Linked DNA regions of Homo sapiens: regions 2, 3 and 4 are each linked to region 1. The links are chromatin loops, found by intact Hi-C in ENCODE. Cell type or tissue: Calu3. All regions are shown on one strand. Region 1 overlaps REC114 (REC114 meiotic recombination protein). Region 2 overlaps NEO1 (neogenin 1). Region 3 overlaps CD276 (CD276 molecule). Region 4 overlaps CD276 (CD276 molecule).

What was found. Peaks named below come from ENCODE experiments on the same cell type or tissue, not always from the same donor. Only the 100,000 strongest peaks of a DNase experiment are listed, where the experiment ranks them.
Region 2: a loop joins it to region 1, with 8 times the contacts of the local background. A loop is called at or near these places in 21 of 110 quality-filtered maps.
Region 3: a loop joins it to region 1, with 5 times the contacts of the local background. A loop is called at or near these places in 84 of 110 quality-filtered maps.
Region 4: it touches region 1 in a loop (14-fold over the local background); 86 of 110 quality-filtered maps call a loop at or near these places.

The regions. Positions count from the first base shown.
Region 1 is chr15:73,555,916-73,563,915 of GRCh38, reverse strand. It overlaps REC114 (REC114 meiotic recombination protein), which reads right to left. Exons shown (of 6, transcript NM_001042367.2): 5 at 7,525-7,614; 6 at 3,903-4,164. The coding sequence ends at 4,000. NPTN (neuroplastin) reads left to right here. Exons shown (of 9, transcript NM_012428.4): 7 at 659-680; 8 at 1,946-2,020; 9 at 2,868-3,902. The coding sequence ends at 2,006. Among named protein-coding and RNA genes, the nearest start is that of NPTN-IT1, 9.6 kb to the left of the region's middle. In Calu3, no CTCF peak of the experiment used is centred here; a DNase peak (open chromatin) is centred at 3,195.
Region 2 is chr15:73,302,443-73,310,442 of GRCh38, reverse strand. NEO1 (neogenin 1) reads right to left here. Exons shown (of 29, transcript NM_002499.4): 29 at 5,238-7,830. The coding sequence ends at 7,747. Among named protein-coding and RNA genes, the nearest start is that of MIR12135, 6.5 kb to the right of the region's middle. In Calu3, a CTCF peak has its summit at 4,304; a DNase peak (open chromatin) is centred at 4,332.
Region 3 is chr15:73,686,877-73,694,876 of GRCh38, reverse strand. The region is part of intron 1 of CD276 (CD276 molecule); the gene reads right to left. Among named protein-coding and RNA genes, the nearest start is that of CD276, 6.5 kb to the right of the region's middle. In Calu3, no CTCF peak of the experiment used is centred here; a DNase peak (open chromatin) is centred at 3,320.
Region 4 is chr15:73,696,020-73,704,019 of GRCh38, reverse strand. CD276 (CD276 molecule) reads right to left here. Exons shown (of 10, transcript NM_001024736.2): 2 at 4,302-4,434; 3 at 1,427-1,765; 4 at 934-1,248; 5 at 23-361. The coding sequence starts at 4,380. Among named protein-coding and RNA genes, the nearest start is that of CD276, 16 kb to the right of the region's middle. RefSeq lists enhancers at 1,293-2,014, 6,392-6,902, 6,678-6,972, 6,903-7,415, 7,416-7,927 and a silencer at 3,566-3,615. In Calu3, CTCF peaks have their summits at 1,427 and 3,587 (motif pointing right); a DNase peak (open chromatin) is centred at 3,589.

The sequences.
Region 1 (8,000 bases):
GTTCAGCTTTCCTCGGTGTGTCACAGAACATCCTCTGGTATACATACACTTGTTGCTGGCATAGCCCAGCATGGCTGACCCAATTTAGGTTGAACTATTGTGATTGCCTCTTCTCAATCTCATTCTCCAGACTAAAGACTCTTCTAAAGATTACAAAACAGCAAGAAAAACAGAGTGCCCTTTGGGGAAGTGAGGATGTGTGGCTAAATGTACAGATGGTACACATCCATTCACATTGCAGGATTGAGCCAAAACTGCATGCATTCACCACAAGAAAACAAACAGCAGGATTTTACAACTGAAATGTTGGTTTGTCTTCTCATCTATTTAAGAGTGAACCACTGGAACTTGGGGACAAGATGAGTATAACAATGTTGCAGCCTATCTGTCCGCTACAGTTGCAGTTTTTCATGACAAGCATTCAAAGTGTTAACTAAAACCATTGAAACAACATACCTGCCATTTAAACTTGAATCTAGAAATAATAACTCCATGAGTGTTTTGCACCTCCAGATGGAATGGCCTTTAATAAATGCTGTGAGTAGCCATGATTGCCACTTGCAGTTTGCTATTCTGTTAATCCTTATGCAGAATCTAACAGTTTTCTCCTTTCTTCTCTTATCTCTCATGGATTTTTAAAAAACTGAACACCATGTAGATGATGAACCAGCTGGACCAATGTAAGTACTTTATTGGACATTGATTCAACAGTATCTGATTGAATGATGTTGTGTTTGCAGTTTAATCAAATGGAGTAGCTAAGATTGGAGGGGAAGACAGTGAGTGGAAATGAAGGTTGCAGTGTAGATTTCTTAGCTTGACACAGATCTGACTAAAAACCACTTGATTCTCAGGATAGGTTATGCAGTCTTGTTTTCCAGTGGCCATACAAAGTGGAATACCATGCAAAAAACTTTTTTTTTTTTCAAATTTTGTGTATTTGATATACTTAAAATGTGGGGGAAATGGCCAGTATATCTGAGGCTCCCGGTTTTGTCAATGTTAAAACGTTTCTGATCCCAAGCATTTCAGATGAGGAATACTCAACCTGTAGCTACTTAAGGAATGTTTTTTTATGCACTCATATTGTGCCACAAAATTTCTCACTACACCAGGGATGGTAGTAAAAGGGTCCCTGTATTTCCATGTGTTATACTTTCAAAAGTTGTTACTGACCGAGTTTAACTCATGTAATGCAATTTGAGGCTGAACTATAGCCTGGATAAACTGTCTAGCCCCATTAACAATTGCTCGTATCCAAGAGAGAGGGTACTGCAGGTATGGAATCAATCTAAGATCGGCAGAATCTCCTAGAGTTGGACTAAAGAGTGAGAAGCAGACAAACAGCACCCAAATTTGTTAAGTACCAGAGGGCCCAGCACTGCCAGCTTATGATTACCTTTTATCAAGAAGGGACAGTGGTGTTGTGTTCAGTGGAGAAAAGTTTTACATATTCTCACCTGTATCGTAATTATAGTTCCGGATTCGAAGGGAAAGTACTCGTCTGCCTTGGGGGTCAAAAGGAGGATAAAATGAGGTATATACAGGTTGAGTCTACCTACTACCAAAATCCATAATCTGAAATGCTCCAAAATCTGAAGTTTTTTTTGTGTGCTCACATGAGGCTCAAAGGAAATGCTCATTGGAGCATTTTGAATTTTGGATTTTCAGATTAGGGATGCTGAACTGGTAAGTATAATGCAGATATTCCAAAATCTAAAAAAATTCAAAATCTGAAACATTTCTGATCCCAAGCATTTCAGATGAGGGATACTTAACCTGTAGCTACTTAAGGAATGTTTTTTTATGCACTCATATTGTGCCACAAAATTTCTCACTACACCAGGGATGGCAGTAAGTGAAAGAGTCCCTGTATTTCCATGTGTTATACTTTGAAAAGTTATTGACTGAGTTTAACTCATGTAATGCAATTTTTCCTCCAAAGGAAAACCAACTCTACCAACAATCACAAAGATAAAAACTTGCGCCAGAGAAACACAAATTAAGTACTGCTTACAATGTAAGTATGGCCTTCTGTAGCAGTCTTAAAAATTATATTCAAATGAATGTGCCTCTATTGACCTTGTTACAAATTCTTCAGTAATTGGTGTTATAAGATATTTTAGTTCATTTCAGAGCAGCTGATACTGATGAAGCCAGTTCTGTCTGCCCAGTTTAGGGACTGGAAAGGAACATTTTTCAGCTGCGTTGTTTTTTGTTGTTGTTTGGATTTTTTAAGATGGAGTCTCACTCTATTGCCCAAGCTGGAGTGCAGTGGTGTGATCTCGGCTCACTGCAACCTCCGCCTCCCGGGTTCAAGCAATTCTCCTGCCCCAGCCTCCTAAGTAGCTGGGATTACAGCTGCCCACCACCATGCCCAGCTAAATTTTGTATTTTTAGTAGAGACGGGGTTTCATCATGTTGGCCAGGGTGGTCTTGAACTCCTGACCTCAAGTGATCCGCCTGCCTCAGCCTCCCAGAAGTGCTGGGATTACAGGCATGAGCCAGTGTGCCCCGCCATCAGGTGCATTGTGTCACATGTTTATATAAATGCCATTTCAGAAGACATATTTTAAAATCAACACTTTTCACTACTATTATATCTTTACAAAGAGGTGAAAATTGTCACCTTCTTAGGTGGCTTATTCCCAGAGGCCTACTAGTCTTACCTCACGTCTGGGGGCAAGACAAGAATGGCCAGGTAGCAGCAGGGCCAGAATGTCATCTTGTTAGGCATATGGAGATCAGAATTTCACACCACATCCCTGAGCGTGCTGTTTGAACCAAAGTTTTGTGTGGCACACGGTGTAGTTGTGAGTGACAGTGCATAATCCCTTTATAATTTCCAAATACATATTTCTTTACAGATCTTTAGGTTCCTGAAACTGGTGGCAACATGACCTGCTAAAATTTTCTGCTTGGACCTCTTTGGTTCTCTCCCCTTTCAAGTGAGCAACACCACAATGACTGTCTAAAGCATGCCTTATTTAGCCTCTCCTGTAAGGGTGATCTAGCCAGGTACATTTTAAACAATGCTTCAGTGTAGAAGGTGTAAACTATTTTGGGCTTGATGTGCTGTGAATGTTGCTTTTTTTTTTCCTTTGTTAAAATATTTAAATAGAAGTGAAAAGGTCCTCTGAGGATCAGATCATGCATGCGCCATTTTTTACTTAATGCAGCTGTTAAATTGGCAAAGCTCTAAAATGCACTGCTGCCATCTAGTGATACACTTTTGTAAAGTACAGCAAAACCTACAGATATATACAGTATATAAATATATATATATATATATTTATATTTTTGGGGGTGGGAGAAATCCAAAATAAAGTAAATGCTTGTTTCATTTTTAAGCTGCTGATATTCATTCCTTATTGTATGTTGTCAGATGAGGAAATTGTGCAGTTCTGGTACATAAAGATGAGTAATATAAACTGAAATCTATAATTTTAAGGGCTTAACCTGTGACTTTAATAAGCTGGAACAGTCCACTGAATGGGTATAATGAATTGCAGTATATACGTATGATTGCTTTTTAAGTGATTATCTTTTCTTCTGTTAAGTCATGTAAATTCATAAATCCTTTTGCACTGATGTGTTGAACCTTATTCTTGTACATTCATTCAATCAAGGCAAACTTTTATAATTTTTCTTTTGTTTCCAATGACCTTGAAATGTTATAGCATGGTAATATTCTATGCAACTATAGTTATACTTTTTGGTTTGACACTGTATTTTTTCACATTGATTTACTGGTTGATGATAGATTTTATAACCTAACGGTTCTCATGCGGTGCGTAATTGTAGATGCATGTACTTGTGTGTTTTGTGTAATTATTGAAGTGCAATGATGTATAAAAAAGTGGATTCACCTGTTTTTAAAAATAAAACATTGATAAAAGGTGTTTGGATAATACTCTTTATTCTAATATCTTCTTTAATTTTAGGAGGAAGCATTTTTCAATACTTTGAAGTTCCTTAGTTATATATGTATATAGAGCATTAATTTCTCAAACCCGCCAGCTTTTTCAGTTCCTTTTCTACCTCTTCCACAAATGCTGGGAAATTCTGATCCATAAGGCACAAACGTAGGAAGGGGCCTAACTCTTCTGCACCCCATGCAGATTGTTCATAGACATGGGGCAGCTCCTCCGATGCCAGAAGAGTCTGCAGGGATACCAGAAAAGTCGTTACAGATTACAGGTAAAAGCAATACCTGGCTAATAGAACACAGGCAAATAGTGCTTTAAGGAAAGATTAGCGAAATACACACCAAAAAAATTAGTGTTAATTAGCTTTACAGGCTTCCTTTACATAGTTTTACTGTTACATTTACAATTTTGTATATTAATATGTATTCTGAATACACATAGCATGTGAGATAATCTTGTTGCCCTAAGGAAAGAATTTCAAATGTACTGATGAAATGTTTGCAAAGTTGAGATTCTACTTTAATGAAGAATACTGTGCTGATAACCTGTGGATTGAAAACAAACCTATCAATGCTATCAATGAATGAGCTCCACTAGCTCAGTTCATCTTCGCCACAGCATAGGTGGCAGAGTGGATGTGAGCAGCCTACTATGTGCTAGCTGCATTCTGAATGTAAGAAAGAGGCCACAGACTCCCAAAGGACATTAGTTCACACGCATCTTTTTCTGGCCATCTGTGAGTTTTGACAAATAGTCGTGTAACTGTCACCACAATCAAAATACAGAACATTTCTTTCACTTCCCAAAAAAATTCCTTTATGTGACCCTTGTGCTAACCATTACCGTCAAACCCTTAACCCTTAATAACTACTGATCTCTTCTCCATATAGTTTTGCCTTTTCCAGAATGTCATATAAATGAAATCATAATACGTTGTTGAATCTGGCTTCTTACACTTAGCATAATGAATACATTTGGGATTAATCCATGATGTTGAGTATAGCAGTAATTCATTTTTATTGCTGAATAAGTATTACATTGCATGGATGTGCCACAGTTTGGTTATCTGTGCTCCAGTTGAAGGACATTTGGGTTTTATTTTTTTGCAATTATGAATAAAGATGCTATAAACATTCCCTTACAGGTTTTTGTGTGAACACAGGTTTTCATTTCACTTCAGTAAATACCTAGGATTGAGTCATGTGGTGAGTGTATATTTAACTTTGTAAGAAACTGCCAAACTGTCATCTATAGTGGCTGTCCCATTTACATTCCACTAGCAGTGTAGATGAGAGTTGTAGTTGCTCACCCATCCAGGGTTTGGTATTGTCAGTTTTTCTTTTTGTTTTTAATTTAGGCATTCTAATAAGTTTGCAGGATGTCTCATCGTGGTCTTAATTTGCATTTGCCTAATGACTAATAATGTTGAGCATCTTTTCACATGCTTATTTGTCATCTGTATGTTTTCTTTGGTAACCTGCAGTGTTTTAAAACCAGTTGAATAAGTTGTCAACGTTTAAATATTAGGAGAGTTCAAATAAAAATCTTGACAATTTGGAAGATCTGGCAACACCGGATCCACAGTCCCACATGACGATGATGGGCTCCAGTTCTGTGTGGTCCACTTACTTTGGTGCATTGACTTGGTCATCTTATTGACTCCTCACATTAATTCTGTGAGGTAGGTGGTTTTATTCTTTACGTGGATAGCATGTTTTAGTGTGTAAGTACATAACTGGTATTTCTCCAGGAACTCTCTGTAACAGAAACTTACTTGGGATATACAGCACTTGTTTTGTTTATTTTTAGAGATGGGGGTCTCAATATGATGTTAGGCCAGGCTAGTCTTGAACTCCTGGCCTTAAATGATCCTCCTGCCTCAGCCCCCCAAAGTGCTTGGGACTACAGGTGTGAGCCACCATGTGCAGCCTACATCCCTTGTATTAATTGCATTTCTATCCCATCTGTGGTTATACCTCACTTAATATCCTATTAAATGAACATTTATGTTGTTTCCAATTTCTTAAGCATTGTGATGAACATATGTATATTTGTGTAGTTGAAATGAAATTATAGCTAACATAATATTAAATTTGATATGTACTGCTAAATTGCCTTCCAAAAGGTTTTACCAACTTACATAGAATGACATGTCCAAAAGATAAGAGCAAGTAAGTAATGTATCTGAGCTCCAAGCTTCATGCTTTTTCTCATTTGTATATGGTTCTTCCATACTACGTAAATAAACTGGGCAAAGGTATGCCTTTTCTAGCAATTGATATTTCCTAAATAAGGACATCACACCCTGCCTTGCTTATTGTTTTATTGCAGCTCTGTTTTCCTCAGCTTCTCTGATTCAGTTAGCCCCTAACCCCAATGCAAATATGGGCATTAGTCCTGCTGCTGGACAAATAATTTTTTTCATAGTTAGGGGTTTATTAAAAGAAATAAACATGAATTCTTAGTCTTCCTACCTCTTGAGTTTTTTATTCTATATGATTGTCCATTTATTTTGAGTTAGTGGCAAGCCAGATGGAGAAAACCCTTTTTTTCTTTTTTTTTTTTTTTTTTTAAACTACTGATAGTACAGTTTAGTGGAGGGATTAAAAGAAAATGTGGCCGGGCATAGTGGCTAACACCTGTAATCCTAGCAATTTGGGAGCCCAAGGTGGGGGAATCACTTGAGGTCTGGGGTTCAAGACCAGCCTGGCCAACACAGTGAAATCCTGACTCTACTAAAAATACAAAAATTAGCTGGGCGTGGTGGCACACGCCTGTAATCCCAGCTACTCAGGAGGCTAAGGCAGGAAAATCACTTGAACCCAGGAGACAGAGGTTGCAGTGAGCCAAGATCGCACCACTGCACTCCAGCCTGCTGGGTGCTGAGGCATGGTGAGACCCTGCCTCAAAAAAAAAAAAAAAAATCATACTTGAAGATTGATGAACTTCACACAGAATTCTGTGGCAAGCAGAAGCTGCTGGCTTGAACACCTGCAATGAGGAATGCAGTGAGGGGGAGACAAAGTCCTTGCAGAGCTCCCAGGAGAGTGGACGTCACACAACCATAGTTTTGAATGAAGAGGTTTTGCAGCAGGGGGCAAGGGGCTGTCTGAAAGCAAGTCTGAGTTAACAGCTGAATCCTCCTGGGTTTCACATCCTTAGCTGAGTACTAACAATCTACCCATATAGAAATTGTTGTAGATCTGAATCCACATTCATTTTGATATTTGTCTTAAAATAGTTCCCAAATTTCATTTCCATAATTACAATGGAGTCCTCCATTTATTCTTTTTTGGGAAAGTGGTGATTAAATTTTCTATATTGGACATTCAACCACTTTTCCCCGTTTTATTTCCTTAGGAGGGTAGATCTTGACTATGTGCCTGCAGCCATCATGTCTCACCTCACAACTTACTGTAATAAAACTTAACTCTGCAAGGGGTAGATGAAAATGGCCCGTCTCTGTCTCTATCACCTTTTAGAGTAATGCTTTAGAAGTTTCTCTCCTAAAACAAAGAATTGAACAAAGGGATACAAATTCTTAGGGGTCACTGCTTCTCATGACAAGAAAATTGAACACAGAAATAAGCTCTACCTGAGCTAACTGCGTCAGTGAGGTCCTTCCGTCTGGAGCGCCTGTGCCCGCTGTTACACACACTTGCTGTTGTTCTGAGTGCTGGTGGGACTGGAATAAAACAACATGCAATAAGGAGACTAGCTGAATGTAATCTTAAATACCAAAGGCCATTAAAGAGCAGAAATATGCATTCATGTTCAAAGAAAGAAAATACCACTAAGAGTGATAAAAATGGTTGTCAGCATAGGTCTGTCCTGGTTTAAACGGAGGGTTACTTGAGTTACCACAGCAGAAGTACTGAGTTTAAATTTGCGGCTCCTGACCTCTATTTGATGTTCCTCAGCAGTTGGCAGGCTGTTAGTGCTTCTTCCTGTCAGACACTGGGGCATTCCTCTGTTGTTAGAGGCCCAGCCTAGGATTCAGGACCAGGTGCTGGAGGGTGGGCCCGGTGCTGTTACCATGGCAGCCTACATGCAGTGGACGGACCCCAGCTT
Region 2 (8,000 bases), 250 kb after region 1:
ATTAATAGCAATCCTTCAAACTCTTCCAAAAAATAGACAAGGAGGGAACACTTCCCTTATTCTATGAGGCTAGTATTATACTGATACCAAAGCCAGACCCCTCCACTCAAAAAGTACAACACTCCCCCCTTCAAAAAAAACTACAGACCAATATCTCTTATGAATATAGACACAAAATTCTCAACAAATTCTCAGGGAAGATGATGATCACTCATTTACTTATTTTTTGATAAGCGTCAGTCAGGCTTCCCTCTGGTTCTTAGTATTAGGCTTTTCCCTGAGGAAACCCCAACCTCTTTTTTCATCTACCACTTGGGTCAGATTTTCTGTTCCTGTTACGGACATCCCTTACTGTCTTTGGAGCAAATCACTGAAAAGCATTTTCTGTTGTAATTTATCCAGTGTTGGAATTTTTCCTGCTTTTTAGATTAGTTCAAGCAATGCTGGAAGAAACTCCTTTCTTTGGTGAATTCGTCCATCATTCTCAGTGTCACCTACTTCGTGACACGCAACTCTCCAGTTAGGGTTGGAAATTCCTTCTTTACTTTACCAGATCACTTTGTTTGGGTCTCTTAGCACTTTTCATGTTCTTTTCATGAAATTACCATCTCATGAGTACTCTCGTACTCATTTTGCATCCTCAGTGCCTGGCATATAGTGGGCCTTCAGAAGTATCTTTGGAAACAATTGAAGATTTCCAGCTTTTTGGGTGAGGAAGACCCTTTTCTGACTGGCCGCAAATATTCCTTCTCTCATCCCACCTGCCCACACTGAGATCTCTCTGGCTTTGGTTACAGTCAATTTCCCTTCTGTGTGTTAGTCTAGAATGTTCATTGGCTGATTCTCCTTACGTATCATGGGCAACTTTGTCTGCAGGAGCCTGATCCATAATTTTGCCTTCAAAAGTAAATCCTGGCTCTTTCCTCTCCAGAAAGCCATGAGCTGCCCAGAATTCTCGGCAAGACCTGGGTTTTGAGTTTACAAAAGGAACCACTTTATTCTTGTCTCACTAGAACTGACCCCAAGCTGTGGTATCTGGCCAGCCAAACTTAGCTTGACTGGGCCCAGTATTGCCCTTGCAGTGTTCCAGGAATCTGGGGGACCAGCTCCCTCTCTCCCCGAAAGCCAGCTAGCCAGACCTGTGCACCCTCCATAGCCTTTGCACTGGCCTGCTGGGGCCTCTGCACTGAATGCAGTGACAGGAGGCTGAGCACAGGAGTGACATGGGATGGCTGGGATCTGTACTGATGGCCACGTGAAGCAGGCAGCTCCACAGCTCTGCAGTGGCCTCCTCCTTCCTCCAGAAAGATAAGCCTCACATTACACCCTAGGCTCAGCTCAGCCTTAGTTCCTCTGCAAAACCTTAAGTATATGCTCCTAGGAGGAATTAGGGCTTTGTTAAATTCCCTCAGTACCGGGCCATGATGTATTAGTTACCTGATTTCAAGTCCATCTGCCTCACGAGGCAAGTTCATTTAGTGAAGACCTATGGTGTGCTGGGTGCTCGGGTGGAGAATCCAAGCACAGCTGCTTTCCTTAGCGAGGTCACAGTGTATTGGCGGAGACAGAAACGTGAACAAGAATGATCAGGGGACTGGATGGTTAGGCTGGGCCTTCAAAGATGAATAGATATGACCAGACAGAGAAAGCCAGTGGTCAGGGTAGGGGATAGAGAGAAATTGAGGCAGAGGAAACAGTAGAGGCCAGACATCACGGCTTATTCTGCAAGTGTAAATTGCTGTCAATGGTTAGGGCCAAATTCGGGTGAAGGGGCAGGTTAGTGGGAAATAAAAGGGACGAGGCAGACAGGGCCACACTGGAGTCTCTACCGTAGGGCAGGTGCTGGAGCTCTCATCGCACAGTGCTGAGCAGCGGGGAAGCATCAGATTTGCGTTAGAAGCAGCACCTGAACACTTGTGTGGAGGATCGCTCCCTGATTGCTGGTGAGACTCAGGCAGGGGGCTTAATTAGTAGTTTGCCTACCAGACAGCAAAGAGCTACTCTGGGGGACCTCTGAGAGGTAAGAGCTGGCAGGATTTGCTGAGCAATGTGCTGTGGTGTTGAGGGAAGAATTTAGAATGGCTCCCAGATTTCTCCTTTGGGCAACCGGGTCCACAGAAGGCAGACCCCATTAGCAAGGGGCTGACACCTAGTAACAGGGTGATGAGGCTTTGCTCCAGGACCCCGAGGAGGGAGAAATTGTAAACTGATGGCAACTCAGACACAAGCTGAGGTCAGTCTGCCTCTTAAAATCTGGATTAGGCTGATTGGAACCCACATTTCTTGACCTGTGTCCCCCTTTGCCCCCTGGACTTCTGAGAGTTCTCAGGTTTAGATTCTTATGGTCACTTCTGGCCCTCAGCTCCTGCTTCTAGCGAACCAATTCCATTCATGGGTCACCCGTGCCATGCCAGACTCATGGCCTGCCCACCGCCATGTTGGCCCAGATGCTGTTTTCTTCACTGGGGGAGTGTCCAGTAACACATTCAAGGCCATGTGCACACAGCAGATGTTACATGAGATTTGGGGAGCTGGAGGGGGTTCACTCCATAGAAGTGCAAATAGGGCAAGATCTTCTCATTTGGCCGGGCGCGGTGGTCCACGCTTGTAATCCCAGAATTTTGGGAGGCCGAGGCAGGTGGATCACGAGGTCAGGAGTTCGAGACCAGCCTGTTCAATATGGTGAAACCCTGTCTCTACTAAAAAATACAAAAATTAGCTGGGCATGGTGGCGGGTGCCTGTAGTCCCAGCTACTCTGGAGGCTGAGGCTGGAGAATCGCTTGAACCTGGGAATCGGAGGTTGCAGTGAGCCGAGATCACGCCATTGCACTCCAGCCTGGGTGACAGAGTGAGACTCTGACTCAAAAACAACAAAACAAACAAACAAACAAAAAGATCTTCCCATTTAAGAAAGGTCTTTGAACACCTTGAGGCCAGCCAGTTCCCACTGGGGTGCTTTCCCACAGAGCCCCTCATTCTTGCACCATCTTGTTGATTATACCGGTTGCGTGTCCCCTCCACCCCTAATTATTTCAGGAAATCCCGAATTATTCTTGTGCTATAGTGCAGCAGGTACTCCCACCAACCTTTTGGAGCTCAGCTTTAGGTCCCTTTCATTTTACAAACCAAGTTCCTAATTGAGGAAAAGGGTGTCTTGAGATGAATATCATCCACCATGCTTAGAGGGTAGTGGTAGTTTTAAGTAGCACTTTTCCAACATTATGTACATTTACAAGATTATTAAAAACAAGTATTATTTTCTCTCAACTACTGTCTCCTACCTCTTCCTCCTGCACCCCTGGTGAACTCCCTCCTTTGGTAGCTGGGAACCCTAGGTTAAGAATCGGGTACCTGCTGTCTGGGGTTCTGTCTGTGGTTAGCAGTGGTTCCTCTTGGCTCCCTGGTTCTCCAATCCCTGCCCATGGCCCTGTCATCATCAATTTGATGGCTTGCTTATTGCTTGTCTCCAGTCTCTCCTGATGGTTCTCCCCACTTCTGGCAGGAAGGTGGCTGCAATTGGGAGAGGTTGATGGATGGGGCAGGAATGGGGTAGGGGAAGAGGTGTTTCTTCTTCGTATACACCCTTGTCCATATGCTCATCTTAGAACAAATCTGCAAGATATTCTTGTGTTAGTTCCCAGCTTGAAGTTGGTCATGAGGCAGCACCATTGTTTCTTTTTCTTTTTTTTTTTTTTTTTTGAGATGGAGTTTCACTCTTGCCCAGGCTGGAGTGCAATGGCATGGTCTCTGCTCACTGCAACGTCCGTCTCCCAGGTTCAAACGATTCTCCTGCCTCAGCCTCCCAAGTAGCTGGGATTATAGGCGCCCGCCACCATGCCTGGCTAATTTTTGTATTTTTAGTAGAGACAGAGTTTCACTATGTTGGCCAGGCTGGTCAAGAACTCCTGATCTCAGGTGATCCGCCTGCCTCTGCCTCCCAAAGTGCTGGGATTACAGGCGTGAGCCACTGGGCCCAGTCCAGCATCGTTTCTCATGACTGTCATCTTTCATCTTTCACGTTTACCCCAGGAGGCCAAACGGCCATGGCTGCTGAAATGGGAGTGTTCTAGCACCAGAACACTGGGGACCTACTAGGATCCCTGCCAGGAGGGGGCTTCTTGTGCGCGTGTGTGAAGCCTTTCAGCACGCTCCAGGGCATGAGTCCTCGTGACTGTTTGTCTATCCATCCAAGAGACAAGCATCTGCTATTGTCAGAAACTGCCCCTGGCATTAGACATTCAGAAAGGAGTGAGAAATAATCTTGTCCCCACTGAGCCCACAGGGCCCAGGAAAAGACTCAAACAAATCATGGTAATATGTGCCAAGAGCTCCACCTAGGGACGCACAGGAGGGATAGTAGCAGCAGACGCCCGGCACTTAAGACAGAATGGCAGTAAAGAGGACACTCCAGGCAGACTGAGAATGGCCTCACTGGTAGCTTTCTGTGGCCACACCCCTGGTACACAAGGCAACATTAGTCTGGACCTGGAGGCTGTGGCAGACAAGCACCAACCTGCAGCTATGGGAGCATGGACTTCATCCTGAGCCCAGTGGAGTGTGGCTAATGGGAAGGACGGGATTTGGGCTTCCTAAAGTACACTCTAGCCACAGAGCAGATGAACAGTGGGGCAAAGGGAGCAGTGAGGACACTGTGCTCTGTGTTTAGCCCTCATTCTATTATTGCAAGCTCAGGCCTCTGGCTGCTGAGGTCCCCTATTCCCTGGCCCAGACTCTGGGACACCACGAGGAATCTTACACAGTGAACACAGTAAGGTGAGGCAGCCTGGGGCAAGCGGGCATCCCAGGAGACATCTGCTCCAGCTTCAGGTCCCTATGAGTGGTGGGGCTGGGAGTGGGGAGGCCAGGCCCCACGTGGACAGTCAGTCTGCCCTAACAGAATGCGCTGCCGCGGCAGGGACATGGCCTGCACTCCATTCAGGGACGGCTGCCAGGGGCCCCCTCTGATTCCTCAGGCTGCTCAGTCCCTGCAGGGCAGCAACAGGGGGATGGGAACAGGGACAAGACTCATTTTTGGTACTGGTGGACGGTCCAAACACCTCCTGCAGCCTCCTGGCTCACCTGCCACCCTTCCCTGAGTCTCCTCATAGACTACTGGCTTTACAGTTGTGAAGGCAACCGTGAAGTCAGTTAGAGGCTGGGAAGCAGGGGGCCCCAAAGTTGTTGTTATTTTTTTTTTTTAAGGACAAAGGAAAATAACTCTTTGACCAGACCAGAGTTTGATTGGATTAAAAAAGTGTATTGGATTTCCAATACTAAATAAAAACATGAAATCGTTTTTAAAAAGCCATAGAGTTTACAGCATCAACTACAGAAAAGGCCAAACAAGTGTGTACAGACGCCAGTCCCAGCAGCCCTCTGGGCCCCTCCCACAGGCAGTGCGGCGACAGACACAGGTGTTCCAAATCCCCCCGAGGAAGCTGCTGAGCGGCAGCTCAACCAGGACACTACAGGACACACAATGGTTTAGTTTCGAAAATCACAGGAAAATGTAAGAAAATGTATTAAATTGTGAAAAGGTGCAATACAGAATAGCTTTCCTTTTTCTTAATTTTTTAAAAAACCCCCAACTTTGAACAGTTATTTTATTTAAAAATAGGCCCCTCCCCCACCCGCCCCAATTCTGTGGCAGTATCCAGGTACCAAGGCCCTGAGGTAACAGAAGCAGTCAGGGTTTGTGGGAGGAAATGCCCCAAATACTGAGCATGTTCTTTGGGCAAAAGGTAGTTTCTGGGGAATCTGGCCCTCCTGGTGGCCAGAGTGCTGGGACAGCTCTCTTCAGGATCAGTTTAAGTGCACTGGTTTTCCAGAATCCCGCCTGGCACCCCCATGTGACCAGCGAGCTCGGCAGCAGCAGTTCCTGCATTGCACCTTTCATTGCCCCCCAAATCATAAATACAAAGAGTTCATCTTGTAAAAAAGCAAGTATGTGACAAGATCAAACATGGCAAATCCCCAAGTTCAAAGGCAGGTGGCCTGGGGTACCCACTGGTGGTTTCAGCAGCTGATCTCTTCTTGGCTATAGAACTGAAGCCCGATTTACTGTCTACACTGCCTTCCACGCTGTCTTCTGGGGATCTGTTGGGGAGTAGGGGAAGATGCCTGAGCGTCAGTCGTGTGTTTTCCATTATATATTCTTAATATTAAAAAACCACACACCTCAGCTCCTTACCTTTTTAGGAAAAAGAACCCAAGAACTATGTGCAAAGGCAATGGCTTCCATGTGTGGCTGAGCGGCTGGGTTCACCTCAGACAACTCCTGTGGCTTCATTCTCATCAGGGCTTAGCTGAGCTGCTGGGATGGGGGGGGTGGGCAGCTGTTTCCGCTGTCCCTGCCCTTGTTACTTGAAAAATAATATTCAGAAAGATGTGTGGAAGCCTCAGGGGGCACTGCAGCTCTGCCTTGTCTCATTCCTGCTAATGCTTTCTCTGAAGGGGCTCTGAAGTGTGGAAGAGAGCGCTGGACTGGCTGAAGACTGAACTAGAGAGAAGAAGGAGTCGTATACGGAAACAAACAAGTTCCTTCCTTAACCTCCAACTTCCTCAAAGAGAGCCAATAATAGCAGCAGGAAAGGGTCTCCATCCTTGCTTTCTGATTTACAGAATGGGGTCAGGCTCTTACCCTATTCTGTGTGACTCAGGCAGTTAGAAATACAACATCTGGCTCCTCAGCATGGACATTCTTACCAGGCTATGACCAAGACATCAGGGCCGCTAAATCCTCAAACCCATCTATTGCACAGAAGAATTTTAAAACCAGATCCAAATCAAACTCCAGTTGCAACGTAGTGACAATAAGGATGGACATGCCAGGAAAGGACAATAAAGAAGATGCTTCCATTCTCTGCAGGCTTCTGGAAGAAAGTACAATGACAGAAACATTCACAGGACCTCAGCAGCCCCTCCATTTCCTATTACCAACCCCCAGCCCCCCACCCGCCCCAATACTGAAACTGCACAGAAAGCAACAAACAAGTCTTTTCAATGTTACATTTCATTCAATTCAAATAGATCTGTAATCTCACAGTGATGAGAGGAAAGAGTCAGGCCTTTAATAATTATAATAAAAAAATAATAAAAAAAGCTTACAAACAGCAATGCAACATTTCCTCCCCCTCAGAGTGATGGATTAACAGCTGGTAGAGGATGCAATGACTCAGAATTAAAAAATAAAAATGAAACCAAAAAACAAGCCAACCCCAGGAACGACCCACACTGTCAAAGACTTTCCATACATAATTGGAACAAGCAGTCAAATGTCAACCACTTGTGGAGAACACCAAGGACTTCCTTGGTTTTGGATGGCGTTTTTGTTTTTGAAGGTAAAATAAAATAAGACACAAATAAAATTGTACATAAATGCCAATGTCTACACTCCATAAAGGTGATGCAGTCACAGCACAAAGACACGGCCTGACCACAAAGTGAAATGCAGGTTGCACTTCTCGCCTCTTCCCTGGACACAAAATTTTGGCCCATGGTGCCCAGTCCTGCAGAATATCAGCAGGCAAAGGGAAGCTGCCTCGACACAGGCTTCTTCCAGGCTGACCAGGGGAAGGCAGGTGGCCATGCCTGGAGCCAGCCCTACACAGAGGCGCTGGCCAGTCTGCTGGCTCATTCTGTGTTCTCAAGTGCTGTCCTCTCGTACTCTGTACAATTCCTTGTTTTCAAGGGTAAGTTCCAAGACTTCCAGACTCAGGTTTGAAGTCAGGTCCTGGTGAAGGTCGTCATGCTGTTGTGATAGCGTTTAGGTCCTTCATTAGTCCTTCCAGGTGGGCCATCTCTTTGGTCAGCTCATCTGGTTCATAGCTCTATGGAAAAGAAAACACTGTTACTGGGCTGGATCCAGGGAGCAGCTCAGAAAGGAGAGCCCAGAGAGAGGCCAAAGCCTCATGTGGTCAGTAGTCAAATGGCCCCAGAAAACTGGCTACTAACACGCAGGGTGGCTCAGAAGAGTGGAAAGTAGCAGGATAGACCCAAG
Region 3 (8,000 bases), 130 kb before region 1:
AGGTGCTGCCAGCACACCCAGCTCTCCCCTTCTTCCATAGCATTTTTAGTTAGGCACACGGCCACTCAGCTAACGACTGCAGATCCCAGCCTTACTTGCAGCTGAGTGTGGCCATGCAATGTGTACACTGATGTGTACAGCTTCTGGGTCATGCCCTGAAAGAGAGAAGCATGCCCTCCCCTCCCTTTCCCCTCCCCCTTCCCACTGGCTGGAACATAGATGTGGTGTGTGTGGCGATCATACTGCCAAAGGCAACACCCTGAGGACGGCAGAGCAGCAGACAGAAGAACCCTGAGGGACTGTAGTATCAGCCCTGGATATACCCAGATGGTCACATGGGTGAGAAATAAACATCTCTTCCAGCATAAGTCATTGCTATTTTGGGCCTTTCTTACAGCATCTGAACTAACTAAGGAGCCATCCCACCCTTACTTTCCCTCCTTCTCTTCCCCGTCTCCGTACCCGATGAGCATTGCCACTGCTCAGAGCCACAAAAGGAAACCACATCTAAAATAGGTATCTCAAAATACGAACAGGAGACTATCTCATCAGAGTCACCGAGTGATGCCTGAGCCCAGCTTTGGACAAATGTCAAGGGTAGAAGTGACCAGGCTTGGGGACTGTTTGTATTGAGGGAGGGGCTGAAGGTGTCAAGAGGGCACTGAAGGCTTGAGCAATGGGCAAACATGGACACACATAACAAGGAGACCTGGAGATGAAGCACGTGGAGGGGGAAGATCAGTTCCTACTGAGCTCGACTATGGATCATCCACACCAAAATGTCCTATGGACTCCCAGACACACTGAGCTGCAGCTCAGAACAGAGGGACATGGCAGTCATTCGTGCAGTGGTGGTGACAGAACCAAAGGTGGGGTCACTGAGGGAGATGATGCCATGAGAACAAATTCTGGGGAAACTGCAGAAATTAATGATCAAGTATCAGAACAGGGAACCTTTCCCTGCCCCTCCCCCCACCCACCGCATACACACAATCTCTGTTTGCCCTCCCGTGATGGGCACCCATGGCCTGCATGGGCTATCCACTTGCTTTTGGACAGCGTTCATCGGTGAGAAGCTCTACCTTATACTTAGCCCAAATTTGTCTCCCAATACAGCCCACAACAGTCCTCATGTGACCCCTTGGACCACACAGAATGAGTCTGCCCCCTTCCTTATCAAAGCCCTGCAAGTATTTGATCTTCCTTGACGAAGTCACCATTGAGCAGCCATGTCACACCATTCACCAAAATAACCCAAAATAACAGACTATCAAATCTGTAGCCAACCATCAGAAGTCACTCACACTCATTGCTGCTAATCCACACCTCTGCCATCCTCTTCTGATGGAGTTCAGAATGGGGAGGAGTTTTACAGGATATTTCATTTGTTACTATTCCATTTCACCCAGTTAAACTGAGTCCATTCCTCCAACTGCCACAACATTTTTTTCATTGTTGTAAAATATATATAACATGAAGTTGGCCATTTTATCCAGGTTTAAGTGTATAAGTCGGCAGCATTAACTATATTTACAATGCTGTGTAACCCTGTCGTGATCTTTTGAAGTACTCTTTTGACTGTTCTGGTGCATAGACAATGCTCAATAATTTGTTGGTGGATTAAAAAAAGAATGAATGAATATCATCTGAAAAGGTTACTCTCCTCTCTCTGCTGGTGTCTGGGTGTCATCAAGGTCCTCAGGGAGAGGACAGGAATAGGAAAGCCCACAGCACCATCTGTCCCTGGATGATCAATGTCCATCCACCATTCAGTACACCGGGGTTAGGAGTGTTCCTACCTGTGCTGCTACCCAGCTCCCATCTACCCATCTCATCCCCAGGGCTGTCATGAGAAGCTTCACTGCTTCTGGCTGGGGACCAATCAACTGGAGAAGAACAAGAAAAGAAGTGCATTTTCAAAACCCCAGTGAAGCCATGCAAGTGCCTACTAGTGGGCTCTTCTTCAAGTGCTCATTGGTTCCAGGACTTTGTCAAGGATTAAGAACAAGATTATCGATCTGTTGTTCCCATAATCTACCATCTTCCCCATAAAACTGGTTATTTCCCTGTCTCAAGTCTTCTGGCATTTGTTCATTTATTCATTCAACAAATGCTTATTCATGATCCACATGCCAGGCATTGGCCATGCATGCAATATGAATGGAGATGAAGAATCGTACATATAAATATTCAACTACAGGGGTTCTCATTCTCAAGTTGGGAGGTATGTTTATTATTATGCTTCAAAAGTTACCCATGTTATATATATTATTTTGCTTTTATCAAATAATAATAACATAGGCCAGTTTTGTTGAAAGCCATGCACCAGGCTCTGTTCTAAATGCTTTTACACATATTAACTCATTTAAGCTTCCCAACAATTCTGTGAAGTAGGTACTATTATTATCCTATTTCACCGAGGAGTAAATTCAGGGATGGAGAGATTTAATAACTTGCTCAAGATTACAGAGCTGCTAAATGGCATATTTAAAATCCCACATTTTCATATTAAAAATAGAAAAAAGGTTTAGGAAACAAATATATCATTAAAATAGAATATGACCAGTTTTTTGGTACACATTTATACAAGGTATTGTGGGAATGGACGAGGCAGTAGGCTTAAACCTGGATGAAAGGGTCAAGCCATTCACTGGGGGCTGGGGAGGCTCAGTAAGGACTGCACAGAGGAGGAGACATCTCGGCTATCTGGCGGAGGGGACAGCATGAAAAGTCACAGAAGAGGAGATGTCCACAGCATATTCTGGGAAGATGGGACTCCAGGAGAGGCTGAGACTCAGGAGAGGAGGCAAGGGAGGTAGTGAGGGACGTAGATGGGGACTCGGATTGAATCTGTGCACAGCAGGAAACTGTGGAATACTGTGACCCACGTGTCCAACCCTCTTCTACCCTAGACTGGCCTGAAATATCCCTGACAGCTTCTCAGAGATTCTGTCTCCAAGTTCACCCCACACCAGGACAGGCAATCCCAGGGGCCAGAAGACAAATACAGTTAAAACAGATGAGCACCTCCCCGTATGGCCTAAACTTCAATTCCTTCTTAACATCTTCTGCTCCTTCTTTCCTTGACAAAGAGGCAAATTCAATGCCGAGCAGATCGTCTCCGTCTTTGGTAGCTAGTCTTAACACAGTTATTTTGCTCCATGTCCTTTATTCTACAGTGCCCTTCTCTTGGTCTATGCTGGCCCCTTCTGGTAGCAAGGCTCCGCACTCCTGCAGGGAGCCCAGTCCATGCTGTACTGGTGGAGCTGTCCTCCCAGCCTAGGGCCTGGGCATGTTACAAGACCTGGCTCATGGAGAAACCTGCCCTGCCCCCACTCAGTGATTAGTTCGAGAATGAGCTGTAAGCCAAGCCACACCCAATCAGAGACTTCCCCAGAGCCTTGCTGCTGCAGCCATCAAAAAAGACTCTTTCTTGTTGAGATTACTAAGAAGGATACGGTCTGGGACTGTTAGCAATAAATGTGTCTGCTACCAACAATCTAAAGAATTGATCCAAACAAATGAACAGAGGCAGAGATGGAAGCTAGAAGGATATAGAGCCCTAAAACCATCATTTAAGCCCCTATTCCTGAAGCAAGCTGCACACATAGACTGCCTAGGTACTTAAACAAGTCTTTTTTTTTTTTCTTAAATGTGCTTGAGCTAGTTTTCTATTATCTGTAACTGAAGGACTCCTCAAATATGTCTGCTATATCTTCACTATCTCCATTTCTCTCTACCCCTGCTTCTCTTCCTGGTCTTCCAAGTCACCATCATCTCTTGCCTGGATAACTATAAAAGCCTCTTCACCAGTCTGTTCACCTTCTCTAGTTCCCCCACCCAATTCTGTTCTCCAATCTATACTCTATACAACAGCCAGAATAATTGCTATTAATATAAAAGCATAAATTATATCACTGCCTTCAATAGTTAATCATAGGGCTGTTCACTTTCCTTGTGATAAGATCGCAGCTCCTCCATAGCCTACAGAGCCCCATCTGCCCTGGCCCTGCCCACCTGCCCAGCCTCACCTCTTCCTACTTGCCCCTCACCACAGTGGGCTGCTTCCAGTTCCTACAACATAGGACTCCCTTTCCTACCTCACAGTGTTGCTGCAAATACAGTTTCTTCTTCCTAGATGACATGGGTGCTTTAAGACTCATGTTGAAATTTAATTGCCACTGTAACAGTATTAAGAGGTGGGGCCTGTAAGAAGTGAAGAGATTAATGCTGTTATCACAGGAAAAGTGGGCTCCTGATAAAAGCGTAAGTGCTGCCCCCATACTGTCTGTACTGCACGCTCACATGCCCTTCCACAATAGGATAATGCAGCAAGAAGGCCCTCGCCAGATGCCAGCACCATGCCCTTGGACTTCCCAGTCTCCAGAACTACAAGCCAAATAACCTTTTTTTCTTTATATATTACCCAGGCTGTGGTATTCTGTTATAGCAGTAAAACATGGACTAAGATAAAAGGTAACACCTCCATATTCTGAGGGTCACCTTGACAGAAAAGCCAGGTAAGAGATCTGCCACTCTAAGAAGGACCCTGTCATTCATTGCACCCAGTCTGTTTTCTTCATGATATATGAGAACCTCCCTGAGAAGGAACCACATCTGCTTTATTTAACTATTGCATCCTTAATTCTAGCAATGGCTTGGCACATAATGGGTTCTCAATGCACGATTCAATGAGTGAACGAATGAATGCATGTGTGTTTAGATAGAGAGATGGATAGATATATGGATGGATGGATGTTTGTATATGGGGAAAGGATCTGGATGCCTGAGAGTGAATGCAACTCTGGAGTGTCAGAATAAGGGTGAGAGTTTGCTACTGTTTTCTACTTGATACACTTCTCTGTTTTTAACTATGAACATGTAAATTCTTTTGCAATTAACGAAAAAAGGAAAACAGCAACAACAGAGATATCCTGGACTTTAGACCAGGCTCTGTCACTCACTTGCCAGGCTCCCTAGGCCAAACCCCTTGCCTTTCTGGGTCTTCATCTCCTCAACCATCAAAGGGTCCTGACCACCATCCCATGCTGTGACCATATCGCATGTTGGGCTGGTGTAATCACAAGAAGCTTCATGGAAGAAGTTAGCACTAGTGTTTAAGAAGATGACTTTGGAGTTGGAGAGACAGGTTCAAATCCAGACTCTGTCACTTCCTAGTAATGAAACTTTATGAAAATATCCTCTCTGAGCCTCAGTTTGCTCATTTGTAAAATGGGGATTATAAACCTTACCCTCATAGGATGATTATAGGACTCAATGAGCAAAATTATCAAAACTGACCTAGTTAATACTAGGTGCTCTATAAATGGGCAGCAGCCTCAGAAAAGAGATGGGAGGGTCCCTAGAGTTCCCTGGGAACAGCCTCCCTGTTTGCCTTCCTTTTTCCTGATAATCTGAGTCAGTTTGGGCCTTTTATGTTCAAGGCTGTCCACTGGGCACCACTCCCCAGTCCCGTGATCCCACCCAAGAGCAGGAATCAGTTCTTCCTCTCCAAGCGATTTCTGTGTGAGTCAGGACAGTAGTATGTCATCAGGGCTGGCCAGCAAAGCAGGGCTAAGGTCTCCCTGGAACTAGAGGCATGTGCAGGGGCTGCAAAACTGACCTATACATGCATGTGGAAATGTGTACACACACACACACACACACACACACACACACACACACACAGGAGGCACAGAGCCCTGAAAAAAGTGAAAGCTACATTGGGCCCAGAGGAGGTCCAGCCAAAAGAAGGGATGGCAACAAGGAGAATAGGGAGAGGAAGGAAAGGGATGAGAGCACATGAGACCACATCAGAGCGCAGATTTCGGGTCAGACACTGGCAGGCCCAGGGCACACACATCTGCATTCACTCAATATCTGCTGAGTCCTGCTAGGTGCCCACCTAAACATATCTGGAAATCCTATCCTTTCCAGAAGCCTTTCCAGACTGCACTCAAGGAAGGGTGCATTTTCTCCAGATGTGATCTGCCTAAATGCCTCCTTGCCTCCAAATTCCTTTGGTTTCTACCCTGAAAGAGGCTCAGCTTAGCAGAACAACTCTGCCGACCCCTCTCCATCTAAGCACCAGACCCCTCTCGGAGTGTAGCAATCTCCACCAGTCCTCAGAGCTAGAAGGCCTCTTACGGTACACCTGGTCCAGCGCCTAGCTCCAGGCCCATTGTACAGATGGAAATCTGGACCCAGAGTGGTGGCCGGCTGGCCAAGGGCCCACACTCAATTATCAGCCACCAGCAGAAGTGACTAAGAGCCAGCTGATGCTCCTATCTCTCTTCCTCACTTATTGAATGGAATCACCAGGCTGCCTTGCCTGCCCAGGGTACAGCATGAGCTCAGAAGCCAGCAGCCTTGGGTTTCAATCCTGACACCGATGCCTTGCTGAACACATGACCAAGTTTAAATGACTTAACCTATTTGAGACCCAATTCCAAATCTCTAAAATGGGGGTAACAATCCCTACCCCACAGGGCTGCTGTGAGAATAAAATAAGACAATAGAGAGAGAGGACTTAGGAAAGTGCCCAGTACCAAAACTGCAGTAATAATTATTATTATTGCTGTTATTATTGCCGCAAGCATGGGGACAAGGCCTCCTAGATGGGGCCTCTGCACTGAGCGAACACTTTGCCCCTACCCCACTCTCCCTGGCCAAGACCTCCTCTGTCAGGCCACACATCTGGGCCTCTGGGACCATTACTCCTTCTGTATCCCTACTTTTCACCTAGAGCCCTATCAGTGCCCCAGCTCCAAAGTAGCAAATGCACAACTCGACTCCATCTCTGGCTCTGACTCATTCTAGTGGTCCTGGGCCCCTTCCTCTTCGCAGATGCTTGGTCACAGTTCCAAGTACCATGAGCTCCTACCGTCCTGCTGCCATAGCCCCTAGCACAGAGCATTCCCACAGGGACACATTCCAATGTCTCCCACAAGGCAGCCCCAGTTCCTAGGAGCCTGCATTGCCTCTAGGGTAACTTGGGACCCCTGCCTCCCAGAGACAGTATCTCTCCCTGCTCCAAGGCTCCCAGCAAGAAATGCTTCTCACTCCACTTCCCGCAGATTAAGCTCCCTATGCCTAGAGAAGGTCAGATTCCCAATGGCATAAGGTGTGTGGAGCAGGCATTCATTCTCTGGACCACAAAGAGAAAGAAAGGGAGAAAGGGGGCAGCTGGCTGGGAGCACTGGTCAGAACTGGAGGGTGGAGGGGGAACTCCTGGAAGCCCCAGCATGATAAAGTCCAGGGCTCTGGAAGAGAAGAACTCTCAGCAAAGGCCCTGACTATGCTGTGAAGGCCACTAGTCACTGGGTCACCCAGGTCAGGCCTGCCCCTTCTCTGGTTCCCCAGATGAGTCTTCCCTGACTTACTAAGGAGACCCTTGGCACATCTTACCGGGCTCCAGAAAGAGGGGTAAAACCTGTGCCTACCTCCAGAGCAGCAGAAAAAGCCAGTTCTGGAAGCAGACAACAGCCCAGCTCCACCATTTGCCGGCTGTGTGTCTTTGGGCATGTGACTTACCCTTTCTGGGCCTCAGTTTCCCCAACTGTACAATGGTGTTAATGATACCCTACCTCATAGGATTACTATGAGGATTACATGAGATAATGTCTATTTAGCCTCCAGCACAACCCTACCCACTCCCAAACCTGAAAACCCAATGCTCCTATCTGGCACACTGCAAGGGCGGTAGAACTGGGGGTGGCAGGCAAGGGTTGCATAACTGTACACGTGGCCCCCTTCCAGGTGTGGGGTCCATTCTGAGCCAACAAGACCAAAGGCAATTTCTCAAAAATCATGTGGACCAGTCCTCACCCCTCTCCCCCTCCCCTAGGCCCTGGGTGTGCCCTCCCCCTTTTGCTGGTGGACTTCCCTAACACTCCTGCCCTGGGGATGTGGGAAAAGGACAATGAGAAGTCGCCACCCACTCAGAGGATAAGCTCATGGGCAGTAACGTCATCCTCCTTGCCATTTTTCCTCTTTCCCTG
Region 4 (8,000 bases), 140 kb before region 1:
GCGTCGCCCTCCTGGTGCTCACCGGCCACCTGCAGGCTGACGGCAGCGCTGCCGAAATCCCGGATGCTCACGAAGCAGGTGAAGCTGCCCTCGTCCGCCACACGCACGCGCTGCAGCCTCAGGGATGCATTGCCTTGTGCCAGCAGGTCCGGGAAGAGGGCCGTGCGGTTGGCATAGGCGCTGCCCTGGTCCCGGCCTTCGGTGAAACTGTGCACCAGCTGTTTGGTGTCTGTCAGCTGCCAGATGAGGTTGAGCTGTGCCAGGCTGAAGCCAGGCTCGGGGGAGAAGGAGCAGCGCAGGGTGGCATCGGTGCCCACTAGGGCCACCACCGGGTCCTCAGGGACCTGGACCTCCACGGCTCCTGGGGGCGGGGTCAGAGGGGCAGGGTGGTGAGGAGAAATGGGACTCTCTAGGCTACCACCCGAGTCCCCCAAACTCTTCCCCCATCAATTCCCAGACCCTGTTCCATCTTCCTATTTTCTTCTTAGATGCAAAAGCAGATTAAGTCTGAGGACTCTCAGATATGGAGTCTCCCCAATCTTCTGAGAACAATCACAGCAGGTGGGTCTTGGCCTGACCAGACCAATCCCAGGGCCAGGCCTGGGGCAGGTGACTCTCACCAGCTCCAGCCCTGGTGAATCCTGCCATCAGGACTCCTTTCCTTCGCCCACCCCTCTGCTGACCCAGATGTGGCTCCATTCTTCCCAGAGGCTTCCAGAGCCTTGAAGTCAGGAGAGCCTTAAGAAGGCCTGTGATTTCTCCGCCCCCAACCCCTCCAGTGAACATCCCCACCTCCCCGTTATCTTTCTCCCTATCATTAGGAGGCAACTTGCTGTTCTGGGAGATTGAAGGTGGGGCCAGATTCGGAGCTCCCAACCCCTGCCGACAGAAGCAGAACCCCCCTCCCCCAAGGGGACATTTAAGCAAAGCAACCTGTGGGGCTTCTCTGGGGTGTGATGGTGACAGAGCTGTGCGCATCCTGCTGCAGCACGGGGTTGCGCACCAGGCAGCTGTAGGTGCCATTTGCACCCAGCACCACCCGCAGGATGCTGTGCACATCAAACAAGCCCTGCTCGTTGGCCATCTGCGACGTGGTCACGTTGCCAGTCAGGGGCACACCCTGCCCATCCTGCCAGAACACCTCAGCCTCAGGGTAGCCCTGGTAGCTGGAGCACGTGATGGTCACCGTGTCCCCTGGCCGCAGGTCCTTGTTGGGCTCCAGGGTCATGCTGGGCTTCGAGTAGGGAGCTGGAGGTGACAGAGGGCAGGGGTCAAGGGCAGGGCAATGGCAGAGGACGAAAAGGATGCATGGGGCTGAGTACAGGAATCAGCACTGGGGTTCTGGGAGCAGTGGTGCAGCAGGGGGTGGGCTGCAGGGGGAATGGAGGGTGAACTAAGGGGAAGGCGTCCCCCTCCTGGTGCTCACCGGCCACCTGCAGGCTGACGGCAGCGCTGCCGAAATCCCGGATGCTCACGAAGCAGGTGAAGCTGCCCTCGTCCGCCACACGCACGCGCTGCAGCCTCAGGGATGCGTTGCCCTGTGCCAGCAGGTCCGGGAAGAGGGCCGTGCGGTTGGCATAGGCGCTGCCCTGGTCCTGGCCCTCAGCAAAGCTGTGCACCAGCTGTTTGGTATCTGTCAGCTGCCAGATGAGGTTGAGCTGTGCCAGGCTGAAGCCAGGCTCAGGGGAGAAGGAGCAGCACAGGGTGGCATCGGTGCCCACCAGTGCCACCACTGGGTCTTCAGGGACCTGGACCTCCAGGGCTCCTGGGGGTAGGGGGAGTGGAGAACATATAAGGGGGACTGAGGAGGGGTGGGCCTCCCTAGTCCCGCTCCCTGCCCCTGCTAACCCCAGGCCCTGTCCACCCCTCCTTTTAGGCCTGAGACCCAAAGTAATTTATTGTCTTAGGACCTCATTCAGTCAAGAATATAGTCAGCACCTACAGGTGCCAAGCATAAAAGTCAGAAATGCAACAGAGAGCAATACTACGGTCACATCCCCACAGAACTTACATTTTAATGGGAGAGAGAGACAAATGGGCACACAGATTCTCGTCAGCATGTGACTAAGGTATGTGAGGAAAAGGAGCCAGCAGGTTAGTAAGTAAAGCAACAGCTTTTCAAAAATCTGGCAGGTACTTTACACCTGCCTGCACCATGTGCATTTCCCCATGAGCGTAAGTAATGTTATAAATTGGGGAGTCCAAAAAAGTATCCACCAAAAATGTCAATAGTGGTTTCTCTGGAGGAGAGAGAATCACAAGTGCTTTTTCTTTTTTTCTTTTTTTTTCTTTTCCTAACGAAACACGATTTGTTTTTATACAAGAAAGAATACCCGTACCTTTAAATATGGTGGTGAGGCACATGCTCTTTAAAGCAATTAAGCTGAAATTTATAGGGAATGAAAAAGAGCTGACATACAGAGAACCCCGTAGAGGAAACAGCAGGTGGAAGGCCCTGAGGCAAGACTGGCCTTGCTGTGTGAAAATATCGGGGAGCGTCCAGTGTGGCAGACACATCTGATGGGAGGGCATGTCCCACCCAGACCAAAGATGACTTGAAGAGACCAGTGAGGAATCTAACTTTTTCTATGAGTAATGGGAATCACTGGGGAGTGTTTTAATCACGCATAATCTGAGTAGCAATGCTTAAAACTCACTCTAGCTCCTCTGTGGAGACTGGACTGTGGCAGGGCAAGGGGGAGGCCAGTTAGGGGCGGTTTCAGCTGTCCCTGTAAGAGGTGAGGGTGGTGTGGCTTCAAAGGGTGGTAGTAGAGAAGAAGAGAGGGATCAGATTCAAGGTTTATTTAGGAGGGAATCAACAGGACTTGCTGATGAGTCAGAAGTGAGGGGAAAAGGCCCGGCATGGGAGGCCGAGGCAGGTGGATCACCTGAGGTCAGGCGTTCGAGACCAGCCTAGCAGATATGGTGAAACCCCACCTCTACTAAAAAATAGCCAGGGGTGGTGGAACACACCTGTAATCCCAGCTACTCAGGAGGCTGAGGCAGGAGAATTGCTTGAACCTGGGAGGTGGAGGTTGCAGTGAGCCGAGATCGCGCCACTGCACTCCATCCTTGGCAACAGAGCAAGACCCCATCTCAAAAAAAAAAAAAGAGGAGGAGGAGGAGGGGAGGAGGGGAAGCGAACCCCCCCACCCTGGCACTACCATTCTCCGGTAATGGTTAGATTGTGTGCTTCGAGCACTAGCAAAGCAGGCACACTCAAAATGTGGGAAGATCAACCTTGAAACAATGCTAATTGAATACAGCACTCATTAAAGGTTTCCTGCATTTAGAAAAATAACATTGACTTTATGGTTATTATTTTTATTGTGAATCATACTCAGTATCATAATCTTTGCAGTACCTAGAGATCTCTAAAGTTCTTAAGCTAGCCTTGGATCTCTTGCTGAAACCCCTGGTGCCCCAGGCCAGTTCTCATGCCCTGTCAGTCGAACCAGGGTGCCCCTTGGAGGGGACATTTGGGGGAATGAAACCTGGTAAGTCACCCAGACAAAACCCTTTCTTGCTCTAGAGAAATCAGAGCAGCCGTGGGTAGAGACAGGCACTTCTTTATGGCCACAAGATGGCGCCAGACCCTCAGCTTTGTCTTCCCCACGGAGGAAGCCGTCTCAGAGCAGAGATGCTGATGAGAATTTGAAATGTGATGAGGATATTGTTATTAAAGTAGCTATTATTATTGAGTGCTTCCTGTGTGCCAAGCACCGTGTGGGGAGAGTCACATCGTTTATTCTACACAGTTATTGGGCACCTACTATGCAACAGCCGCTCTGGCCCTGAGATGGACCCTGCTCTTTGAACAGGGAGGAAGCAAGCAAACGCCAGGTGGGGGCGAATCTAGGCAGAATAACGCAGGGAGGCCAGGGATAGGGAGGGAGGAGCGGAGGTGTGCTATTTTATACAAGGGAGCTAGGAGAGCCTTGAGAGGAGGTGACATTGAGCAAAGACCTCCACAAAATATGGGATCCAGTCATGCAGACGTTTAGGGGCAGAAAGTTCCAGGCAGAGGAAAGAGCAAGTGGAAAGGTCCTGGGAGGGGGCGCACACAGTGTATTCAAGAAATAGCACGATCTCATTTAGCACTCATGTTCCCATTTTACAGACAAGGAAATGGAGGCTAAGAACAGTAACGTGAGTTGCCTACTGGATCCCACAGGTGGAAGTAAGGTATGGCCCTGCTAGCCAGAGCTGGCTTGGCAGGACCCCTAACAGGCGTGGGCACCCCCTCCCCAACTGCCACAATCACTGTCCCTCCCCTCCCGTCCCCATGCTGCTACCCTCACCTGTGAGGCAGAACCACAGTGCTCCCAGGGCTGCACCCACATGCACACCCATGCCAGGGCTGCCCCGCCGACGCAGCATCTTCCTGTGAGGCGGCTGACAGCTGGGCTCCCCGTGGTGGAAGGCTGCCCCTGCCTGGGAGAAAGAGGACGCAAGGCCTTTGTCTCCAAAGGTTCTCCCCAGACCATCTCTTGCCTCATCTCTCCTGGACCAGAGTGGGGAAGGCTGCAACTGCCCACTGGGAGGTCCTCATTCCCATATCCCACCGGGCCCCCTGCTGAGGAATCTTGGTGACAGATGCTTGGCAGGGAGTCCCTGGGGAGGCCTGACAGGGAAGATGGGGTAGGGGGCAGCTGGGATCCACCCTTTCAGCTAAGATGTTAGTATCCAAATATAAGGAAGAGGAGGCAAGGCGGCAAGTGAAGGCAAGGTTGGCTTGCTCTGGGGCTAGGATGTGTGCAGATCAATTTGGCAGACAGTAGCTGGTAGGGCAGAGCAGGAGCTCCTGTGGGGGCCAGACTTAGAGATGGGCTGACAGGTGTGAAATGTATCCTAAAGGCAGTTGAGAGCCACTGAAGCTTCCTGAATAAGGGAAATACACGGTCAGAGCTGAGCTTCATGAAGATTAATCTGACAGCACCTCCACCCGCTATCTGATGGGAGGGTATGTTTCAGCCAGATCAAGCAGGGCTTTGAGAGACCAGTGAGGAATTTGGGTTTTTCTATGAGTAATGGGAATCACTGGGGAGCATTTTAATCACACATAATCTAGGTAACAATGTTTAAAACCCACTCTAGCTCCTCAGCATAGACTGGATTGTATCAGGGCAAGGGAGAGGCCAGTTAAGAGGCTATTTCAGGCTGAGTGCAGTGGCTCATGCCTGTAATCCCAGCACTTTGGGAGGCTGAGGCAGGCGAATCACTTGAAGTCAGGAGTTTGTGACCGGTTTGAACAACATGGTGAAACCCCATCTCTACTAAAAATACAAATAATTAGCTGGGCATGGTGGTGGGCACCTGTAATCCCAGCTACTTGGGAGGGTGAGGCAGGAGAATTGCTAGAACCCAGGAGGCAGAGGTTGCAGTAAGCCAAGATTGCACCACTGCACTCCAGACTGGGTGACAGAGCCAGACTCGATCTCAAAAAATAAAAATAAAAAAAGAGGCTAATATAGCCATCCCTGTAGGAAGGTATAGTGGTGGAATAAATGAAGGGCCAGACAGGAGACAAAGCATGTCTGGGTAAAAGTGACAGTATCTGAGGACTTGGGTAGAGAGAAAGAGCAGTCAGGTTGGCCGTGGTTTTGAGCCTCAGTGACAGGGTGGAGCATTCACTGAGGCAGAGAAAATGGAAGGGTTCAGTATAGCTTGTGTGAAATCAGCAGTATTTGCAAAGAAGCTTCTAGGACAGAGTTTTAGGAGGCGACTAGGTGTATGAGTGTGGGAATGCAGAGAGAGAACATTTGCTAGCTTAACACATCTGTATTGAGTGACCAAGACAGATCAGAAGTGGAAGAGGCAAGGACTTGGGGATGACCTCAAGGCTGGAGTCAGGACTGAGTAAGAGGCAAGTCTGTGGCTGCAGGTCAGGCCTGAGCTGGGGATGAGAAGGGCAGACATCCCTAAATCCAGCCCTGCTCCCAATCCCAGCCACCCTCCAGGCTGCACACACCTTGTCCCTGAGTCCCACAGCTGCTGCCTAAACATTTGTGCCATGTCCTGATCAAGCCACATCTATGCCAACCAACACTGATCAACAAGAATAGAAATGATTTCACGTCCTCCTAATACCCTGGGAGATAGGCTGTAACACTTGGTCCTATTTTTGCAGGACTTTAAAAAATTAAAGCCCATGGCTGGGTGTGGTGGCTCATGCCTGTAATCCCAGCACTTTGGGAGGCCGAGGTGGGTGGATCACGAGGTCAGGAGTTTGAGACCAGCCTGACCAACATGGTGAAACCCTGTGTCTACTAAAAATATAAACATTAGCTGGGCGTGGTGGCTCAGGCCTGTAATACCAGCTACTCAGGAGGCTGAGGCAGGAGAATTGCTTGAACCCAGGAGGCGGAGGTTGTAGTGAGTGGAAATCGCGCCACTGTACTCCAGTCTGGGCGATACTGCAAGACTCTGTCTCAAAAAAAAAAAAAAAAAAATTAAAGCCCAGATAAGTGACTTTGTTAATGTCAAGTAATTTGCCAGTCAGCACAGCCAAAAAGAGTCCAATTCTGCTACACCTTTCCACCCTTCCACGGAGCAAACCTCATCAACAGCTGCTAGCCTCAATTCCATTCCAGGCGCCCAGCCTCAATCCTTCCAATCCCAGCCAGGCACACCCGCCCCCCGCCACCCTCCACTCCTACACACACACACCCCCAGCAGCTGGGCCAAGGGAGTCCCTCAGCCAAACCATGTGCATCCTGGCCAGCCCCCCTTCTCTCCCAGCTGTCTACAGTGGGGAAGCCCTGAGCAGCCACTTCCTTTCCAGACGCTTCCGGCCTCAAAGCCTTACTGCCTGCTGAGTCAGCAGCCTTCCCCGGCTCCATTCATAAAGCACCTTTGGCAGGCACCACATCCTGCCCCACAAGGGCCACCCTGAGGCCCACAGGAAGATCCAGCAGGCAGCTGCCTGCAGGACCTGCCCAACCCCTGCGGGAAGCACCAGGGCTAAGGATGAACGAACGCCCAGATTCCACATCTCCCTGCCTCTCTTTAACCCCAGACAGAACCAAGGCCTGTGGGTTCTTCCTGGGCCGCCTCCCTCACTCTCCACACTGCTTCTCAAGCTTCCATCTCCCACCCTGACCCATCACCCCCCTCACTGGCCCTGCTTGCTCCTCTCTTTCCCTGCCAGCCCCATTCTCTAAGGTGCCTTCTCTTAGGACCTAAGACAGGAATCTGCTCATGTCCCTCCCCTGCTCAAGAACTTCCCATGGCTCCCCATTCACTATAGAAGTCAGACCCCATTCCTCTGCCTGGTACTCAAGACTCTTCATATAATTGTCTCCTTCATATATCAGGCTAATTCCTGCCACTCTGGGCAGGTACAGGGAGCAGAGGGCACCTCCCCTGATCAGACCTACCCAGGCTCTCCCAGGGCCGAGCTGCGCTTCCCTCCAGAGGGAAGATGAGGGACTTCCAGGGCTGCGCCCTGGACTTGCTCCCTTTCATTCCTTTCCTAGACTCTGGATCCTGGAAACCTGCCCTGGAGAGAAGCAGTTTGACAGCCCAGAAGCAAAGAGACCAGAAGAGTCCACGGCACCCAGAGACCCCTACGCTGACAGCTGGGCCTGGAGGAGCTGAGGACAGGAGAAAGAGACAGAGCTCAGAAAGGAAGTGCTCCCTGGAGAATGGGAGAGTGTCCTGTGAACACAGAGCTGGTCGGCCCGGGACCCAGAGCCACGTGGAGCCACGCAGGCCTCATGCTGCCTGCGTACCACCCCCTCCACCCATGTTTTCCACAAAGGGGAATCTCATCCCCAGCCGGGACCTGCCCTGGAGTCAGCATGTGCCACCCGTCCCGGTGAGTCACCTGCCAGTGCCCACTCCTCGTCCTTCTCCTTCCTGCTCTATCCCAAAACCACAGAGCACCTTCGGCTTTCACAGAGCAGCAGGAGAGAGGGGTCAGGCTGTCCTCAGCCTAAGGTACAGCAAGGGCATCCAACCCTGCAGAAGCAGGGCCACAGGGAGGCTCCCAAGAGATG